Regions from separate parts of the Mus musculus genome. Here region 1 is linked to region 2. The links are chromatin contacts, found by Hi-C or POLR2A ChIA-PET in ENCODE. All regions are on one chromosome and are shown on one strand. The core of a region is the stretch at or near the end of the contact, and the rest is flanking DNA. Distances in the headings are between cores, read along the strand shown.

Region 1 (4,653 bases), core at 730-3,229, 40 kb before region 2:
TGGGCCTCCTTTAGTCTTATACAAATTCTCTGCCCTGAGCTCCACCCACTCCACACCTCTAATTTTGCCTGGGAGCCCCCACCCCCACCCCTGTCCCGTTTCCAACCAGCTGCTTCTTTTCTTCTCTGTTCGTAACCGGGCCATCCAAATTCCACATCCTGGGCTCTCCCCAAGCCAGTCAAGGAGAGGGGGCTCCCCAAGGGCCCGGTCCTCGCCCTCGGTGCTCCCCACTGGGAGGTGGGGTGGGACTGAGGACCTCTGGGCTCTGCCTGCTACACTCATCCCATGGGGACAAACTCAGTTGGTGTATGTTGTGGGTGCTTGCTATAGCTCTCCAACCCTTCTAGTCCAGAAATCCATGTTAACCAAAGCCCGATGTCCTTACTTCGAGCACTTCCCCTAACCCTCCTGTCTGGGGTGTATCAGGCTCAGAGGGCTACTCCCTGTGCACCCCTATGAGGTTGAGGCAATGGGCGTAGCCAGCACTGTACACGTACCAGTGCCGCCTGTCCTTCAATACTCTCACCTTAGTCTGGGCACTTGTAGACAAGTTGGAATACTGGGGAATTTTCAGGTTAAGGCCAAGGTACAATCCACCCTGCCAGATGGAAGCCTGAGCAGGGGAAGCAGTGTGGGCGGCGACCCAACCAGAGTTAAGATCTGGGTAAGGATTTGAGCTCCCAACACCTACCCAACAAGATGGCCTTAAAAATCTGCCTTCCAGAGAAGATGGAGAGGTGGGAAGCGTGTGCTGACGAATTAGCAGACAACCCTACTGAGAGCAGCTCCTACCACGGAATGACTTGGGAATGAGTAAGGAACAGGGCTGTCCCTAATTAGGAACTGGACTAGGAAAGGTGCTTAGTAGTGAGCCACCAAGTGTGGGTACGGTTAAGGAGTCGGTGCCGAGGCCTGCCCCGAATCCAATCCTGTGTGCAAAAGTGCCCTGGCTGCACTCCAAGCTGAGAGAGAAGCCAAAGCCTGACGTGTTGTGGAGAGGTCTAGGCTTCCCTAAGCCCCTTGCCTGACCCCGTACCTGGATCTGAGCCCAGGACTTTGTGGAGGGTGTGACCCAGAGAGGGCTTGCGACCAGATTCTCCAAGAATCTTGGGAGAAGAAGAAGCCCCAAGCCCTTAGGAGCTCTGAAAGTTCAATTGCAAGAACCTGGGACACACACCTATGCACGAGGGTGTGCACACGCGCCAGCTACCCTCGACTGGATGTCCCCGGGACACTCCAGCTCTCTCTCCTTGGCCCCTGTCTTAGCACATGCCCGGATGCCGCTCTTGCAACACTTGCTGCCCCGCCGCCTGCCGCCCTCCCCAGGGGCTCCACAGTCCCTCCTGCGGCAGACTGGCAAGAACGCCTCTGACGAGAAGGGCAAGTGCTTTCGAACCAAGTAAAATAGAACTTGAATGTAGCTGCTGCTAATAACTCGGTAGTGGTGGTGGTGGTGGTCGTCGTCGTGGCCGGGGGGGGGGGGGGGGGGGGGAGCATTGCGTCAAAGCTTCCGGGAGTAGGAGCTTAACAACCCGCAACCGGAGTATTGTGGAAGGGGAGGCCCGAGGGTGTGAAGTGGAGTATGCAGGGGAGTACTTGAATTTGGAGAGACCGGAGAGAGATCCTCCGGTTTACAGGTGTTGGGGAAGAGAGGACTTCGGATTTATGGTTTACGGATTGAAGCCTTAGGACCCAGGAGTGGAACCGGAGTGCGTCCTTGCATCCTTTTGCTGCCCTGCAGCGGGTTGATTTACAGCACCACGGGTTAACCTATGCCTCGGCTCCTTTAACTGGGACTCATGAGCCCGATCCCAAAGCTGCAAAGAACTGGGTTGCAATTGGCCAGTCCGTGCCTCAGATTGGAGGTACAACTGGCTGAGGCTCTGGGCTAGGTAAGCATTCCCTCACGGGATTGGCCGTGGCTGCCAAAGGGCCCGCCTCCCTACGCATAGGCCTGGGTCGGGTTTGGTAAGGGGCTGTGGGGCCCAGAGATCGAGCGCTTCGGGGAACATGGCGGCGGACCTCGGTCAGATTCCTGATGTAGACATTGATTCGGATGGCGTCTTCAAGTATGTGCTGATTCGAGTCCACTTAGCAGAGCCTTCTGGGGATCCGGCGAAGGAGTGCAAGGAAATCGTGCGTGGCTACAAATGGGCTGAGTACCACGGTGAGGGCGGGGCCTCTGTGCCCTTGGAGGCGGGACGAAGGTTAGGGGCGGGGCCTTACAGTTGCTGGTAGCGGAGTAGTGACTGCTAATATATCATGACTTGTACTAACACATAGCTAGGCTGACCTAGAAACGTCGGGATTTGGGCAGAAAGGAGTGCCATGACTGGGATCTTCTTAATCCCGTCTCTCACTTCGAAAGTGTCTTCTTCCTCCCGTTCATCTTTTTGCCAGCGGGGGAAGGGCTCATCTTCTCTGGGAAAAAGACCACCAAGAGCTGGAGCTTCTGACCCCATATCCAGCCCTAGAGTTCAGTGTGGGGCCAACAAGGGCGGCTAGGGCATATCCTGAGGCCACTCTCCCCACCCCAGCGGACATCTATGACAAAGTGTCAGGCGAGCTGCAAAGGAATGGCTATGACTGTGAGTGCCTAGGCGGCGGGCGCATCTCCCATCAGAGCCAGGACAGGAAGATACACGTGTATGGCTACTCTATGGTGAGCTCCAGTCCCCAGGTCTCAGCCAGACTGCAAAGCTCACCTTTGTGAGCCTGACCCCACCCCCACCCCACCCCACCCCACCCCTCACACCACCATTCAGGCCACCTTTGGGACTCTGAAAGTTGGAGCTACAGAACCCTTACTTAAGGGCTGAATGGGTTTTCCTTTCCCCACGTTTTCCAAATGACACCTTGGGCTACATCCCCGACTTGCTCCAGATCCTGATGGGTCTGTGTCCTGACTCTCTAGGGGCCCTTGGAGCCACCAGTACTGGGGTCAAATTCACAGTTCTATGTTGATCCTTTTTCATAAAGTCCACCTTAGACCCTCAGGCATCACCTGAAGAGCTCTTCAGTCCTCATCATGATCCCAGTATGATTAGGATGGTAGGATCTGCTAACTTTCCCCAGGGCTGCTATTGCTGCGGCTTCTGGGTGGGCTCCCAAAGCAAAAAACTAGCAAACTGGCGGTCATCCTTTCTCTAGGGTTACGGTCGTGCCCAGCACTCTGTTTCAACTGAGAAGATCAAAGCCAAGTATCCTGACTATGAGGTCACCTGGGCTGACGATGGCTACTGAAGCTCTGCCCCACCCCCCACCCCCCGGACTAAGTCAGGTCTCTGCTCTTGCTGTGTTCTGTTTTGAGGGGCTGGCCCTGTGCTTTCCTTTTGTACCTTAGGCAGCATAGCACCTGCCAGGCCTTAGAGGCCAGACCAATCTGGTCCATAGGAATTAAAAGCATTGATATGCCTACTAGTCCCTGACTTGTGTCTTGCCTTCTTTACCTTTGGATTGCACCGGACAGACCTGCTCAGCTTCAGGGGCCCTGGGAACTACTGGTGCACACTCAGCCCCCTAGGTGCAGATAAGGGGGCCCCTGCATTGCAGCCATTTATGGCTTGATTGTTCCTCCATGAAGCTGCTATCCCCAAGGACATCTGGGAGGGGGCCCCACAGGCCTTGCACAAGAAGTCAGTTCCTGGCCACCTAAGGCCTGGGGTGCCCACAAGTGCCCCCTTCCTGTAGTTCATCCAGGAGTCCCACCAGGAAAGGGTCCTGGCAGCCATTGTCCCGCCAGCTGGCAGGCTACATTTTTCATCTGTTCTCAGGCCAAGCCTGATATCCCTGAGTGATCGCAGGAACAGTCATGCTTGTGTCTCCTTCACTTGGGACTTTAACTTAGATGGATCTTAGTCCCAGGACCATTTACACTCTAATTCTCTGCACTAACCCCACTTCACCATACAGGACAGTGGGTAGGCACCAGCTTAACCCCTGCTCTAAAAAGTCTCACACACCTTGTGCCATTATAGTGAGTCCTAGGGAGAGCCAGGGCTGGGGCCTCCCTCACCAGACTTGAGCCAGCCTTCGTCAGCTCTGTAGACGGCACACAGACACTACTGAGAGAGATACCCTGTATAGGCTAGGAGGCAGCTGAGATACCCTGTATAGGCTAGGGGGCAGCTGAGATACCCTGTATAGGCTAGGGGGCAGCTGAGATACCCTGTATAGGCTAGGGGGCTGACCTAAGGCGAGACAAGCCCCAAGGTCTCAGTCAGTCAGTCATAGGCAGATTCTAGTTCCATGTGACAAGATCTTCATAACTCTGACATTCCTCTTGCCTCAGCTGTGGGCCTTTTCATGGGAGAATGAGTTTGTGGGCTCATCAAGACTTTTTCCAATCACCAACCACACAGCACATGATATCTCAGAACAGTTTTTGTTTTGCTTCATTTTTTTAAAAGATTCCTCCTTTTTTTTTTTTTTTTTTTTTTGGAGACAGGGTTTCTCTGAAGATTTGTTTATTTAATGCATATGAGTACACTGTAGCTGTCTACAGACATCAGATCCCATTACAGACAGCTGTGAGTCACCATGTGGTTGCTGAGATTTGAACTCAGGACCTCTGGAAGAGCAGTCAGTGCTGTTAACTGCTGAGGCATCTCTCCAGCCCCTTGTTCGTTTTTTTTGTTTTGTTTTGTTTTGCTT
Region 2 (4,398 bases), core at 1,422-3,921:
AGAGTAGTTCGGTAAGTACTCAGTGCTGAGAGAAACATGTCAAAATGAACAGAAATGTTTAGCAAGCGGTTTTGTTCTGTAACACTGGTAACGGAATGAGGATTTGGGCGTTGAGAGTGGCCTCTTCATGACCTTTAGGGTTGGAAAGGCTAAGTGTGGGCCGGCTGGTCCTTAGTTACCTTCTGCCCCACGTGCTTGCTGAAAAGGGTGGCTCAGCTAGTTTTGGGTAGGGTCTCTGATCTAGACGTTGCTTCATCGACAGTAGGGTACTGGGAGAGGGTGTAACCCAAGGACATTCCTGTTCCAGGCCTTTCCAGATAACGCTGCCCGCAGAGAGGTGGAGAGCCTGCCAGCTGTCTGTCCCAATGATGGATGCACTTGGAAGGGGACCTTGAAAGAATACGAGGTAGATGGACATTTCTGTTCTGGCCCGGTGGCTGAGTCTCCAGCAGTGGACTTTAAAAAATAATTTATTTCTATGCATGTGTGGTTTGCTTGCATGTATGTCTGTGCAAGTGTATTGGACCCTTGGAACTGAAATAATGGACAGCTGTGAGCTGCCTACCGAGAATTGAGCTGGGTCCTCTGAAGAGCAGTCAGTGCTCCTAACTTTTTTTTCTTTCTTTTTTTTTTTTAAGATTTATTTATTTATTTTATATAAGCACACTGTCGCTGTCTTCAGACACTCCAGAAGAGAGCATCCAGTCCCATTACAGATGGTTGTGAGCCACCATGTGGTTGCTGGGAATTGAACTCAGGCCCTCTGGAAGAGCAGATGGTACTCTTAACCGCTGAGCCATCTCTCCAGCTCCCATGCTTTTGAGTCATCTCTTCAACCCCTACAAAACATTTCTCATAGAAGCCGTGTTCTAGTTTTGCTAGAACTGGCCTGGCTAATGTATGTGAAAAAAGTTCCTCCTCAGAGCTGGCCATGGTGGCACACTCCTTTAATGCCAGTACTCGGGAGGCAGAGGCAGGTAGATCTCTGAATTTGAGGCTAGCCTGGTCTACAGAGAACGTTCCATGACAGCCATCACTTCATAGAGAAACCCTGTCTCAAAAAAACAGAAAAGAAAGGAAAAGAAGGACCTTTTTTTCTCTGAGTATGCCTGTGACCCCAGCACTTGGGAAGGTGAGGCTAGAGAATGCTGAGTTGAGGGCTAGCTGGGCCTACCTAGCGAATTTTGTTTTTGTTTTATTTTGTTTCTTTCTTTGTTTAAAGAGTACCCTTTTTGAAACCCAAATAGTGCAGGTAGGCCTGTACCATAAGCCTGTCACTTCTTTCCACGTCCTACTCCAGTTCCCCAGAGGTACAGTAGGACGGGAGTGCCTTACATAAGAAGCTAGCGCCAGGCTGGCCTTGGTAACACCTTTGTGTTGCTTTGGCTGCAAAGTTTTCATTGTTTGCAGGAAGCTGCAGCTTTTAAGCTCAGTGGGAGTCTGTGGTGTATATCATACCCACCAGGGATTTCTCTATTGTTATTTGTTTTCTATTTCTTTTGAGTCAGTCTTTTTTTTTTTTGTTTTTGTTTTTTGTTTTGTTTTTCGAGACAGGGTTTCTCTGTATAGCTCTGGCTGTCCTGGAGCTCACTTTGTAGACCAGGCTGGCCTCGAACTCAGAAATCCGCCTGCCTCTGCCTCCCGAGTGCTGGGATTAAAGGCGTGCATCACCACACTCGGTGTGAGTCAGTCTTTCTATAGCCCTGTTGTCCTGGAATTCAGAGATCCACTTGCCTCTGCCTCTTGAGTTCTGGGATTAAAGATGTGCACTACCCTGCCTCACTCACAAGAGTTTTCTTGCTGTGAATTGTGTTGACTCTGGAAGTTATTTAACTAATGGGTATATTTGTTTTGGTCACAGAAAGTCATCTAGAAGGCCAGAGGAAGAGGTGGTCTATGAAAGGGGCCAGTGTAGTGTGGACATTAGCATGAGCTTTTTTTTTTTTTTTTTTTTTTTTTTTAGTATGTCACCTTTAGGCATCTTGAGTTAAACCTGCATTACAGAGGCCACGTGGTTAAGTGACACTCCTCCAGTCTACCAAGTTTCTCATTCCTCTTGTTGCTTTAGTCAACAACCTTCAAAGAAGTTTTTGATTCCGCTGGACATGGTGATGCACACCTATAATCCCTATTCTTAGAAGGCTGAGACAGGAGGACCATGTGTTCAGAGGTGGCCCAGGCTGCTAGTGAGGCCTTGTCTTTCCTATGCCTGCCTCTTGTGTCTGGCTATATGTCCCGTGACCTGTTGACTGGTCACACTTTAGGTTTCAGTCTCTAGCTGAGCAGTTTGGGCTTCACTTGGGTGAACAAGAAACTCATTTTTTTCAAGCATGGTGTCAGGACCTGATCAAGAGTCATAGTCCACACTGTATCCTTAAAATGAAATGCTTAGTGCTGCCTGTGAAAGAGACGGCTCCTAGGGAAGTGACATGCTTGGTGTATTGGGTGGATGCAGGAAAATGTGGGTGTAGGGCATGGTGGCCTATAGAACCTGTTTGCTCTTGAAGGTGTTTTGAGAGACCCCTGGGGCAAGTGGAATAATTCTTCCCAGGCCTGTGGTAGGCTTTAGATTCCCCCAAGATTTCTGTTGCTTCCAGGCCTGTGGTACTGTAGGTCAGTGACTGTGTGGGCCTCTGACTGATGGCCAGGAACTGCAGCCAGGCCATGGGCTTGGTGCCATGTGGCTTTGTAGGCATGCAGAGTGGAAAGTCCCTGGCTGCACCCTTTGAGAGCTCTGGAAAGTCCCTGAGATGAGTTGGGTTTGGTCACATGGGAGGGCAGGCACAGCTCAGCCTTAGCTGATTTTATTGATAAAAACTTGTCGCTGGTGGCAAATGTCACAAGCCAGAGAAGAAATTACACCCTCTTTGTGCAGTCATCACCACAGATAATCCTCTCTTCTGCCTGTCACAAATCTCTTTATTTCTTAGCTTTCACTGGAACTAAGGTTGTAACTAAAACATTTTTTTTATGGTTTGAATTATTTAAAATGTTTGAAAGATGGGAAAAAAATCCTGCTTAGCCTTTGGCTCTGTTTTCCTTTATGATAATGTCTTTCATTCTGAAGATGAATTGAAAGCTGTATTAAAGTCTGTTGTCCTGAAGGCAAAGCCTGGTACTGCACTAGGGAAAGCAAAGGCTGCCAGATCTCTGTGAGTTCCAGGCCAGCCTGGTCCCCACATAGTGAGTTCCAGGCCAGCCAGGCTACAGATTCCAGGGAACAGCTGAAACTGGGAAGGCAGGTGTGCCAGTCGGCATGGCCTCATCGTGGACTTGCTTTTCACATTTATTTATTTTATGTGTATGGGCTTTTATCTGTATATGTATATGTGCATCACTTGCATACCTGGTGCCCAAAGAGGGACTAGAAGAGGGCACTGGCTCCCTTAGAACTGGACTTAAGGTTGGCTGTGAGCCACCATGTGGGAGCTGGGAGTTGAACCTGAGTCTGCTGCAAGAGCAACAAGTGCTTCTAACCACTGAGCTCTCTCTCCAGCCCATCATTATAGTCTACATAGTGAATTCCAGACCAGGCAAAGTTATATAGTGAGACCCTTTCTCAACCACACCCATCCACCCCACCCCCCAAAATTTCAGTTTTAACAACTATATTTTCTTAAAATGTTAAATTTGAATTCTGCTTGAATAAATGCTGATAGATTTAGATTGTGTCTGCTAGGGGAGTTTGAGCTTTGTCTTTGTTGCCTGAATGTGTTGTTACAAGTGTGTCTTCTGTAATCCTTTATGGTCAGGACCTGAGGACAAGCATTCATTCCCTGGTCTCCCCCAGGACTCATCTAAAAAAGTCAGGTACGGCAGCATACGCCTGTAATCTCAAAGTTGGAGAAGCAGAGACAGGAACATCTCTGGGGTTTGGTGGCCTGCCAGCCTGGAGTATTGAGTGAATATTCAAGTCACTCTCAGGTTCTGAGTTTAGCTGGGATTTGAAGCAGCCAGTGCAGGGCATGGAACACAGGGCCATGAACACACAAAGCACATACTCACCCACTGAGCCTCACCTGTCCCAGGAGAGAAACAGTTTATTGAAATTTGTCAGAATCCAGGTTTCATAGAATGAATTGCATAAGGTCCTGTCTCAAAAAACCAGTATGAGAAATATAGAGAAACTCTGAGCAGAGGACTGAGAGCCAAGTCAGTGCTAGGCTCCTGGTGCCTCCAGAACTTCTGTCAGCTGTCTCTCAGCCCGTGTTGGCCTTTGTGGACTACTTCAAAGCAAATGTAAGATGCCTCGTCATTTTTCTTGTTTATTTTTTAGTATAGAGGATTAACTCCAGGGTTTTGTGCATTCTAGGCTTTCTTCTACCGTATAACAGCTTTGTATAGTGTGTGTGTGTGTGTGTGTGTGTATGTGTGTGTGTGTGTGTGTGTGTGTGTCTC

The links. Hi-C counts contacts between places; a loop is a spot of excess contacts on that map. ChIA-PET counts read pairs that join two places held with the same protein, here RNA polymerase II (POLR2A).
Region 1: POLR2A ChIA-PET joins it to region 2 with 20 read pairs in Patski. The contact joins the promoter of Phpt1 here to the enhancer-like site in region 2. A Hi-C loop is called at or near these places in 1 of 37 maps with a recorded cell type or tissue (left cerebral cortex). POLR2A ChIA-PET finds 5 or more read pairs at or near these places in 4 of 5 experiments (Patski and embryonic stem cell).

Annotation. Positions count from the first base shown.
Region 1 is chr2:25,572,197-25,576,849 of GRCm38, reverse strand. Phpt1 (phosphohistidine phosphatase 1) reads left to right here and starts at 1,979. Exons shown (of 3, transcript NM_029293.2): 1 at 1,979-2,167; 2 at 2,538-2,662; 3 at 3,151-3,419. The coding sequence starts at 2,011. The coding sequence ends at 3,243. It overlaps Ajm1 (apical junction component 1), which reads left to right. Exons shown (of 1, transcript NM_001005424.2): 1 at 1-1,434.
Region 2 is chr2:25,532,684-25,537,081 of GRCm38, reverse strand. It overlaps Traf2 (TNF receptor-associated factor 2), which reads left to right. Exons shown (of 11, transcript NM_009422.3): 3 at 1-11; 4 at 308-406. Among named protein-coding and RNA genes, the nearest start is that of Traf2, 12 kb to the left of the region's middle. Within about 2 kb of position 2,671, at least 1 of the 3 ENCODE cell types and tissues checked has a DNase peak (open chromatin) inside an H3K27ac peak, as active enhancers do.